Linked DNA regions of Homo sapiens: region 2 is linked to region 1. The links are chromatin contacts, found by Hi-C or POLR2A ChIA-PET in ENCODE. All regions are on one chromosome and are shown on one strand. The core of a region is the stretch at or near the end of the contact, and the rest is flanking DNA. Distances in the headings are between cores, read along the strand shown. Region 1 overlaps LOC101927896 (a long non-coding RNA gene). Region 2 overlaps SH3BP4 (SH3 domain binding protein 4).

Evidence for each region. A loop is a pair of places that touch in the nucleus more often than their neighbours do. ChIA-PET counts read pairs that join two places held with the same protein, here RNA polymerase II (POLR2A). Pooled maps may share reads with other maps.
Region 2: a loop to region 1 is called in a pooled map, with 5 times the contacts of the local background. The contact joins two enhancer-like sites. A Hi-C loop is called at or near these places in 4 of 168 maps with a recorded cell type or tissue (MCF 10A, PC-3, PC-9 and 1 more) and 3 of 50 pooled maps. POLR2A ChIA-PET finds 5 or more read pairs at or near these places in 3 of 52 experiments (HEK293, MCF 10A and PC-3).

The regions. Positions count from the first base shown.
Region 1 is chr2:234,879,106-234,884,082 of GRCh38, forward strand. The region is part of intron 2 of LOC101927896 (a long non-coding RNA gene); the gene reads right to left. Among named protein-coding and RNA genes, the nearest start is that of SH3BP4, 70 kb to the right of the region's middle. Within about 2 kb of position 2,031, at least 10 of the 41 ENCODE cell types and tissues checked have a DNase peak (open chromatin) inside an H3K27ac peak, as active enhancers do; they include PC-9, where a contact is called at or near this core.
Region 2 is chr2:235,019,967-235,024,501 of GRCh38, forward strand. All of the region lies in intron 2 of SH3BP4 (SH3 domain binding protein 4), which reads left to right. Among named protein-coding and RNA genes, the nearest start is that of SH3BP4, 70 kb to the left of the region's middle. Within about 2 kb of position 1,910, at least 5 of the 41 ENCODE cell types and tissues checked have a DNase peak (open chromatin) inside an H3K27ac peak, as active enhancers do; they include PC-9, where a contact is called at or near this core.

The DNA.
Region 1 (4,977 bases), core at 781-3,280:
ATTGCCTCAGCCTCTTCAGCCAGTTCCACTGAAGAGGCCTCAGGAAACTTACAATCGTGGCAGAAGGGGAAGCAGGCACATCTTACATGGCAGGAGGTGAGAGAGAGAGCGAGAGGAGGGCAGAGAAGAGAGGAGACAGGAGAAGGGTGGAGAGAGAGACAGGGAAAGAGAGCAGGAAAAACTATCATTTATAAAAACATCAGATCTCATGAGAATTCACTCACTATCAGGAGAACAGCATGGGGGAACCACCCCTATAATCCAATCACTTCCCTCTCTCCACTCCTGGGGATTACAGGTCCCTCCCTCAATACTCGAGGGTTACAATTCGAGGTGAGATTTCAGTGGGGACACAGAGCTAAACCATATCAGCCATATTCCATTGTGTTGTGTCTAACAGTGGAAGCTCCACATATGCAGCTAGTGTGAAGGAGGTGATCTTAAAATCCATTCGAAGAGGCTCAACTGGTGGAAGTGCTCGAATGGGTCCTATGTGATTCAGCTCCATTCTCATCCACTTGCAGCTCTGGATCGAAAACCCAGAGATGAGTGACATTCTGTTCTTATGGGTGCCCAGAGTGGTAGCTGGTGTATTTGAGGATGGCAGATAGTGCTATAAAACAAGAGTCCCGTTGAGACTTTGCTCAAACAGAGCCCCCGCCTGTCTGTTGGAGATTCTTTGTTTCACCCTTTTCAGTAACCAGAGCCACAGCTTCTTTGCTCACGTCCAAATGGAGAAAAAAAAATGGCTGAGCTTTGCACTGCCTGGGTCACCCCTAACTCAATCCCTGCCACCAGGCTGCAGATTTGGGTAGCAGTTTGTTGCCCTAACACAGGATAACTGTGATTGGTTGATATCAATCAAGATATGTCCCTAAAGACCCAGAGGAGCCAATCTCAATCAAGCCTTGGCTGCAGCACAGTGAGAAGTCCCCTGGCATGGCCAGGAGAAACCTACTTTGCCCAACAGGTACGTATCCATGATTGGAAAGGAAAAAAGACCAATTTGTACTGAACCTATATTGAGTACTGACTAAGGAGCTTTTACCATTTAATTTAACCCCAACAGTCCTTAGGGGGAGGGCTTGCTATGCTTATTTCACAGATAAGAAAACTTTAGCTCAGAGAGTATGAGTCATTTGCTTAAGGTCCCACAGCTAATATGCATCAAAGCTTATCTCACCGATTTCATATGCTGCTTGGCACAGCTTGTTAATGACCCTGAAGTCCATCCAAGCTAGACCTGGGAAATACATTTTAGATCCCATTCCCCCAAGTTTTGTTGTTAAAACTCATGTAGAGTATTTGGAATACATATATATGGAATATGAACATATATATATATATAAAAACATATATATATATGGTTTAGACTAAAGTTGGAAGGAAAACTAAAGATATGTTTTTTCCAGTTAAGCATCTTCTAACAGTTTAAGTAATTGGTTTGTGTTATCAGATTGTGGTCTAAACTAGATCACAGGAATGAATCATAGCTGATGTAATGCACACATGTCTTAGCACAGCTATTATGTGGTACCCAGGTGCACTGAATTTTACAATATGAAACCAGAGCTCTGCCCTTGAACCCGGTGAGCAATTATGGCATCATGAACTAGGCACTTGGATGCAGTTCAAAGAGCTGAGAACAAGTTACGAAAACGCAGGGAAAGTAAACTTCGGAGTTCCAGAGAGGTCACTCAATCTCCTCCTGGCCTTGCAGAGATGCCGATATCAGCTCCATGTGAAAACTGGTGGGGAAAACCTACAAGTCCAGGCTTTCACTTTTCCCTTAAAAGAACAGGGGTTGTCCTGAGCTGTGTAGCCTCTGGGATGGTGAGTCTTCCAGAAAATTTTCTCCCAGGGGACTTCACGGAAGAAGAAATTCCCTTCAAACTTGGGCTTTTCAGTTCTGTTACTAGCATTTGGGATTGGACCAATAGCCCCTGATGGCAATTCTGGTTGGGCAGGGGAAGTGTGAGAGTGTGGTGGGCAGGTGGGTAGAGGTGGGAAACGAAGCAAAGGGACAGAGACATGCAGGCTAATGTGGATGGTGGAGACCTCCCAGCAAGGGCAGCACTGCCTGCAGCAATGCCAGAAAGACAGCCTGAAAGAGAAGCTTTCTGCAACCTTAGTTCTTTTTGCTCAGGAAGTACTAAAGTTAGAACCTGCTGTCTTTTAAAAAGAAATGATGTTATTTCACAGATCCGCACATTTAAATAACAAATAAGCCAAGACAAAACAAAACAAAATGTGAAGTCCTAAAATTTAGTTAAGATACATTTTTCTTCTAAGAGACTGCATGGAAATTTTGTTGTTGAAATAATTCACTGTGCTGAGCTTCACTTGAAATGCTTAAATACCTTGAAACCATTTCCATTTTTGCCTTTACTCAAAATAAGTGGTTACTTTCTAATGAATGAAAAGCCCAGTATGTGAAAAGTGTGGCTTAGGCCAATAAAAAGGGAGGTAACAGCATTTTAGTAGTTTCTCAGAAGCAGTTAAAAAATAACACAATGAAGTTTAACAGGCTGAGGAAACATCACACCCCATCATTAAAAACAGCAATGCCAAAAATACCCAGGGGTGAACAGAGGTGAGGGAGACTGCCAAAAGATTATTGCTTGAAGGATTGCCTTTCCTTGTACGGGTACCTACCCAGGGCAGTTGCTCCAGGTTCATGCAGGGGTGGCCATATTTTGTATCACGTGATCCTCAGTCCACAAGCTGATTGGACCAGAGGAGGCCACTTCCCCAGAGGCTGATCAGAACACCGTGATACAGCTCCCTGCAGGGGGCGCTGCGCTGTTTTTGCAGCCAAATGCAAAATGAAACTGTAAGTGCTCTCATTCAAAAAGCAGGAGAAACGTGCCATGGAATGTAGTAAAAGATAAGGCTTTTCCCTTTTTCTACAGTCTCTCAATTTGTTATGGTGTTTTTACTTTGCTCCTTGAGGTCGTTTTGAGTAAAGAAAGAATACAATTTTAAATCATTAGCATGAATTTTACCATTACTCTTCATATTGTGCAATTTCACGTTTAAATACAAACATAAGTACATTTAACTCATATGCAGCATCACCAAAATTACACAATTTGTATTTTGTGGCTTGTACATGCATATATATTTCATTCTTAGCAGAACATTGGAAACACTACAACACATGAACTCAACTGTCTTTATTTCACTTCTTGGTGCACACATTTTCTACTAACAACCTCTACTTTTGGCTTATTGATGAATAAGGAAAGACTTAAAAAAAAAAAAAAAAAAGGAAAAAGCAAGTCTGGCTCTCTTGCCCTTTCCTTCTAAGTCCTCGTTTTCAGCATAAGGGGTTAGCTGGCATAGCTCTGAAGCCTGAATATCTGAGACAGATCTCAGTTAATTTAGGAAGTTTATTTTGCCAAAGTTAAGGACATGCACCTGTGACATAACCTCAGGAGGTACTGATGACATGTGCCCAAGGACATCGGAGCACAGCTTCTGAGAAACCATTAAAATGGTGTCACCTCCCCTTTTATTGTCCTAACCCACACTTTTCACATACTGGGATTTGCATTCATTAGAAAGTAGCCACCACCTGATTTGAGTAAAGGCAAAAATGGAAATGTTTTCAAGGTATTTAAGCATTTCAATTGAAGCTCAGTACAACGAATTATTTCAACAACAAAATTTTCATGTAGTCTCTACAGAGATATGAGACATCAATCAATATATGCAAGATAAACATTGGTTTAATACTGAAATTCCAGGTCATAGGTAGATAAGAGACAAATGGTTGCATTCTTCTGAGTTTCTGATGAGCCTTTCCAAAGGAGGCCATCAGATATGCATTTATCTCAGTGAAGAGTGGGATGACTTTGAATAAATGGGAGGCAGGTTTGCCCTAAGCAGATCCAGCTTGACTTTTCCCTTTAGCTGAGTGATTTGGAGGCCCCAGGATCTATTTTCCTTTCATGTAAGGAAGTCACATGAGTAACGAAGGACATGACAGAGTCCCTTGGTAATTCACGTTTCTCACAGTGCCATTGACTTCCTCCAACTTCTAGAGCAAGTCCTGGATCTAGTGACACATGTACTGAATAAATGACAGTGGGAAGCAGAGCAAAACTCATGGGGCCAAGATACTTTCATTTTTCCACTTTTTTTTTTTTTGCTGGCACTTTGTGTTGCTGTGATATGTAAACATAGATGTCAATTTTCAACACTTTCTTCTTCCTTTTATTAAAAAAAAAAGTTACTGTGTTTCATCATGATTGGTTAAGAATTATTGTTTTGTGTTCAGGTTTTCATTGGTAAAAGATTGAAACTGGGCCCCATGCTGTGGCTCATGCCTATAATCCTAGCACTTTGGGAGGCCGAGGCAGGCAGATCACCTGAGGTCAGGAGTTCAAGACCAGCCTGGCCAACATGGTGAAACCCCGTCTCTACTAAAAATACAAAAAAATTAGCCGGGCCTGGTGGTGGGCGCCTGTAATCCCAGCTACTCAGGAGGCTGAGGCAGAAGAATTGCTTGAACCCAGGAGGTAGAGGTTGCAGTGAGCCGAGATCACACCATTGCATTCCAGCCTGGACAATGAGAGCAAAATTTCATCTCAAAAAAAAAAAAAAGATTGAAAAAGATTGAAACTGACTGCCAGGCATGGTGGCTCACCCCTGTAATCCCAGCACTTTGGGAGACCAAGGCGGGCAGATCACCTGAGGTCAGGAGTTTGAGACCAGCCTGGCTAACATAGTGAAACACCATCTCTACTAAAAATACAGAAATTAGCCGGGTGTGGTGGTGCACACCTGTAATCCCAGCTACTTGGGAGGCTGAGGCAGGAGAATCGCTTGAACTGGGAAGGCTGAGTTTGCAGTGAACCGAGATTGTGCCACTGCACCCCAGCCTGGGCAACAGAGCAAGACTCTGTCCCAAAAAAAAAAAAAAAAAAGTATAAAAATGAAAATGTATCATTTTAAATTAGATTTACTTGTTTA
Region 2 (4,535 bases), core at 660-3,159, 140 kb after region 1:
TTATTGATCAGATTATGAGAAAGAAACTCAAGCTGGAGCTTGTGGACCCCCCGAGGGAGAGCCACCGAATCTAGGAAGATTCTTCTTTGCGACATAAGAGAAAGAACGGGAAAGGCAGTGAAACAGACACCACTGAGCTGGGCAGACTCTGGCTTGCCCTGAAGCAGGTTTGTAGGAATGGGTGTCTTTAAAACAAGATTTTAGTTACTGAATTGAAAATGCCTAGATATAGAAATAAGTGACTTCTTGACCAGGTTCAGTAACTCATGCCTATAATCCCAGCACTTTGGGAGGCCAAGGCAGCAGATCACTTGAGGTCAGGAGTTCAGGATCAGCCTGGACAGCATGGTGAAACCCTGTCTCTGCCAAAAAATACAAAAATTAGCCAGGCGTGGTGGCGCGTGCCTGTAATCCCATCTACTCAGGAGACAGGGGCAGGAGAATTGCTTGAACCCAGGAAGCAGAGGTTGCAGTGAGCCGAAATTGTACCACTGCACTCTAGCCTGGGTGACAGAGCAAGACCCTGTCTGGAAAAAAAAGAGCAGAAAAAATAAGTGACTTCTCTTTTGCAGCAATAATCTCCTGAAAATATAATCGGAAAAGGAGACGGCATTCATGGCGATGACAACATCCAAACCCAAATTTAAAATATCATAATGTATTAAAAATGTTTTCTGCAAAGAAAACATTTTGAGTCCTCTTCCGACTACTGCTGTTACTACTACAGCTAGTAGTTGTTGGTGGTAGTGCTGGTGTTACCCAACAGTTATAACATCAACCCTAGAAGAAGTGCTTTTTGTGTACCTATTATCTCATTGTGTTTTCATTGTTTCCATTTTGCAGCTAAGGAGTCCTTTCAAGGGCAAGTGATTTTTGTCCTGAGCCTCCCAGCTGGTGATTGGTAGTGCCAAGGCCCCAAGTCCATCAGCCAGACTCTAGGCAGAGTGTCCCACCCTCATAATCTTGACACCAGGGAGGGGCAAACTGTAGTCTGCCTCCTATTTTTTATAAATACATTTTTGTTGGAACATGATCCTACTCATTTATTTGTATCATCTACAGCTTTTTTTGGACCACAAGGGCAGAGCTGAGTCTTTGTGACAGAGAATATATGGCCCCACAAAGCTTAATTTACTCTCTGTCCCTTTACAGGAAAAGTTTGGCCGTCTCTGCCCTACACTGCTCTGGGACTCATATCTAAATCAATGGGGACCCAACCACATTTGTGGAAGAAAAGATGGAATAGTATAAAGATGTCACTTCTTGTAAAGCAGTACCCAGGAAATCCCAGTGGGAATATGTTTTTGCACAAATGAGATGGTGGGAGACATTTTATTAAATTATTCTAAAGTTTATTTGGAAGAGGGCCGGGTGTAGTGGCTCACTCCTGTAATCCCAGCATTTTGGGAGGCTGAGGCATGTGGATCACTTGAGGTCAGGAGTTTGAGACCAGCCTGGCCAGCATGGTGAAACCCTGTCTCTACTAAAAAAAAAAATACAAAAAATATTAGCCAGATATGGTGGCACATGCCTGTAATCCCAGTTAGGAGGCTGAGGCAGGAGAATCCCTTGAACTTAGGAGGCAGAGGTTGCAGTGAGCCAAGATCATGCCACTGTGCTCTAGCCTGGGTGAAAGAGTGAGACTTTGTCTCCAAAAAAAAAAAAAAAAATGATAATAATAAAGTTTATTTGGAAGAAAAAAAAGGTAAAAATAACTGATGGGACTTTGAAATAGAATAGTGCATAGAAGCCAGACCTTCCATGTAGTCCAACACAGCAGAACTATCATGGTTAAATAAAGGTTGATATTGTGGTAAATATAGGCAAACTAATGACACAGAACAGCCCCGATTCAGACCCTAGTGTCTGTACACATTTAAAAATGCATTAAGATGACATCACATGAGTCAGAAGGGGACAAATTGTTCAGGAATTCATGCAGGAGTAATTGCTCATCTGTTTGCTAGTTAATTTTGTAACATCCCTCCCCGAGAAGCAAAATAAATTCTTTGTACATTAATGTCAGTCCACAAACCTTTTATTTTTAAGTAAAGGAAAATAGATGTGAATGTTTATTGAATTTGTCATCAAGGGAGGCCTTTCTGTGCATCAAGGGGAAATGACAAAGGAAAGATTGATATGATTAAATAATTGAGACTTTATCAAATTACCAAATGGATTAGTGCAAGCAAGCACAGAGTGGGGGAGATATTTGCAGCCGACCTGCTGAGATTTTAGGATGTAATTGAGCAGAAGGTGCAAAATGATAATCCACAAGGTAGGACATAAGAAGTAGTTGCTACTTGGCCGGGTGTGGTGGCTCACACTTGTGATCCCAGCAGTTTCGGAGGCCGAGGCGGGCAGATCACTTGAGGTCAGGGGTTTGAGACCAGCCTGGCCAACATGGTGAAAACCCGTCTCTAATAAAATACAAAAATTAGCCAGGTGTGGTGGCGCACACCTGTGGTCCCAGCTACTAGGGAGGTGGAGGCGGCAGTGAGCCAAGATCGTGCCACTGCATTCCAGCCTGGGCGACAGAGCGAGACTCTGTCTCCAAAAAAAAAAAGTAGTAGTTGATACTTGAACTATTTCTGACTAATGGTCAAAGGAGGGTGGATTGAAATGTTGAAAGCGGGTGAATCGAGACATTGACGGCCCATCCCCTCGTTGTCAGATAAGCAAGGCTTTTCTTGACCTGCTAGTTAGGGGTGAGAACTGGACACCCGCCGCTGTTGAGAGGATGGATTGTCACAGTCTTCCAGGACTGCTTTTGGCAACCCTTCCTACTCTACTTGAAAGCAGTCCTAAGAAAATAACCCAAAATATGGAGTATGATTAGATACAAAGATGATCACTGCTGTGCCACTTACACTAGCAAAAATGTGGCAGTCTTGCTGGGAGGAGCAGGGTCAGGGTGGTGCTCCCTCTGCAGAGTTGCAGTTGGGGCCTGATGGGTCTGGTTGGGCCCCACTCCTTGACCTTGTCCCTCCTCACATCTTTCTAGCCAGTAGCCCATGTCTCCTACTTAGTGGAGTAATAAGGCCAGGAGAAATAGGTGTACCTTTATTTTCATGTAACGGCAAAATGACTTTCCCCAAATCACAGAGCTGGAGTTGGGAATCCTGGAGTTAGATCCACCAGGATTAGTACACAATTAGAGGTGCTCAGTCAAGTATCTGAGAGCGTCCAGAATCAGCTCAGCTGGCCTCCTTTTCACTTGCTCGTAGCATGGCCTTACAAAGTTGCAAAGACCTGCTGGAATCAAGGCCTCATATTTCAGAATAATAATGGGAATTCAGGCTGGGCACGGTGGCTCACACCTATACTCTCAGCACTTTGAGAGGCTGAGGCGGGTGGATCACCTGAGGTCAGGAGTTCAAGACCAGCCTGGCCAACATAGTGAAACCCTGTCTGTATTTAAAATACAAAAAAATAACTGGACATGGTGGTGGAGACCTGTAATCCCAGCTACTTGGGAGGCTGAGGCAGGAAATTGCCTGAACCCGGGTGGTGGGGGTTGCAGTGAGCCGAGATCGCATCACTGCACTCCAGCCTGGGTGACACAGTGAGACTCCATCTCGGGCGGTGGGGTGGGGGGTGAGAAGAATGGAAATTCATTTTATAAAAAGCGTTTTTGATTGTAGAAAAATCTTAGGAAAATTAAGAAAATTTTGAAGAGGAAAAGAGCTCTCCATACACTTGCTACCTAGAGATAAAGTTAGCATTCAGTGTGGAATTTACTCTTCTTTTTCTATAAAAGGTATTTTTTTGAAAACAAAGTAGAAGATTTTATTATACAATCTGTGGATTTAAATTTTTAAATATTATGTTGTATGGATTTTCCATTCTATTAAATAGCCTAAGAAGAATTGTAATGGCTGCACAGCTGTTTCTGGAGATTCGGTGCCCTCAAGCTCTGTGTGAGGAACTAGGTTGCTCCCATCTCCATGTCACCAAGCACTTTATCTACGTCTTTGATTTCCTAAAGACGGGTATATTGAGGGACAGTGGGAGGGGAGGAGGGACAGGAATTCTGTCCCCTCTCATTTTCTTAATAAATATTGGTCAAGGATGGATTTTTCATTGCTTTTTTGCTCTAGATATCTCGATTAGTAATTGATGGACATGTGAGCTCTTCAGTAAGGAAATTCATTCATTCATTCACAAATTGTACTCATTGCTTAGAGGCCAGATTCTTGATAAACTGGTGGTTAAAACTGCAGTTGCTCCCTTTCTTTGTGGCTGAAGGTCTGGCTGAGAGGCAGAGGCTAAAACAATAAACTAACGAGTGACACCTTGCAAAGTCATCTCTCCTAAGCGACGCCCTGAGGGCCCATCCACAGTTTGCATGCATGGGGTTGGCAGGTCAGGCATCCTGGGGTGTGTTGGCGCTTTTTCAGCAGATCCACTGGGTGGGCTTTGCTTTCTGCTTGTGGCTTTTTGCAACGACTGTGGCATCCTCATGGCTGCTTTGGCTTCAGGGCTCCACTCACGTCCTCACAGTATGAAATTCCTTGAGCCTCAGACATGGCATG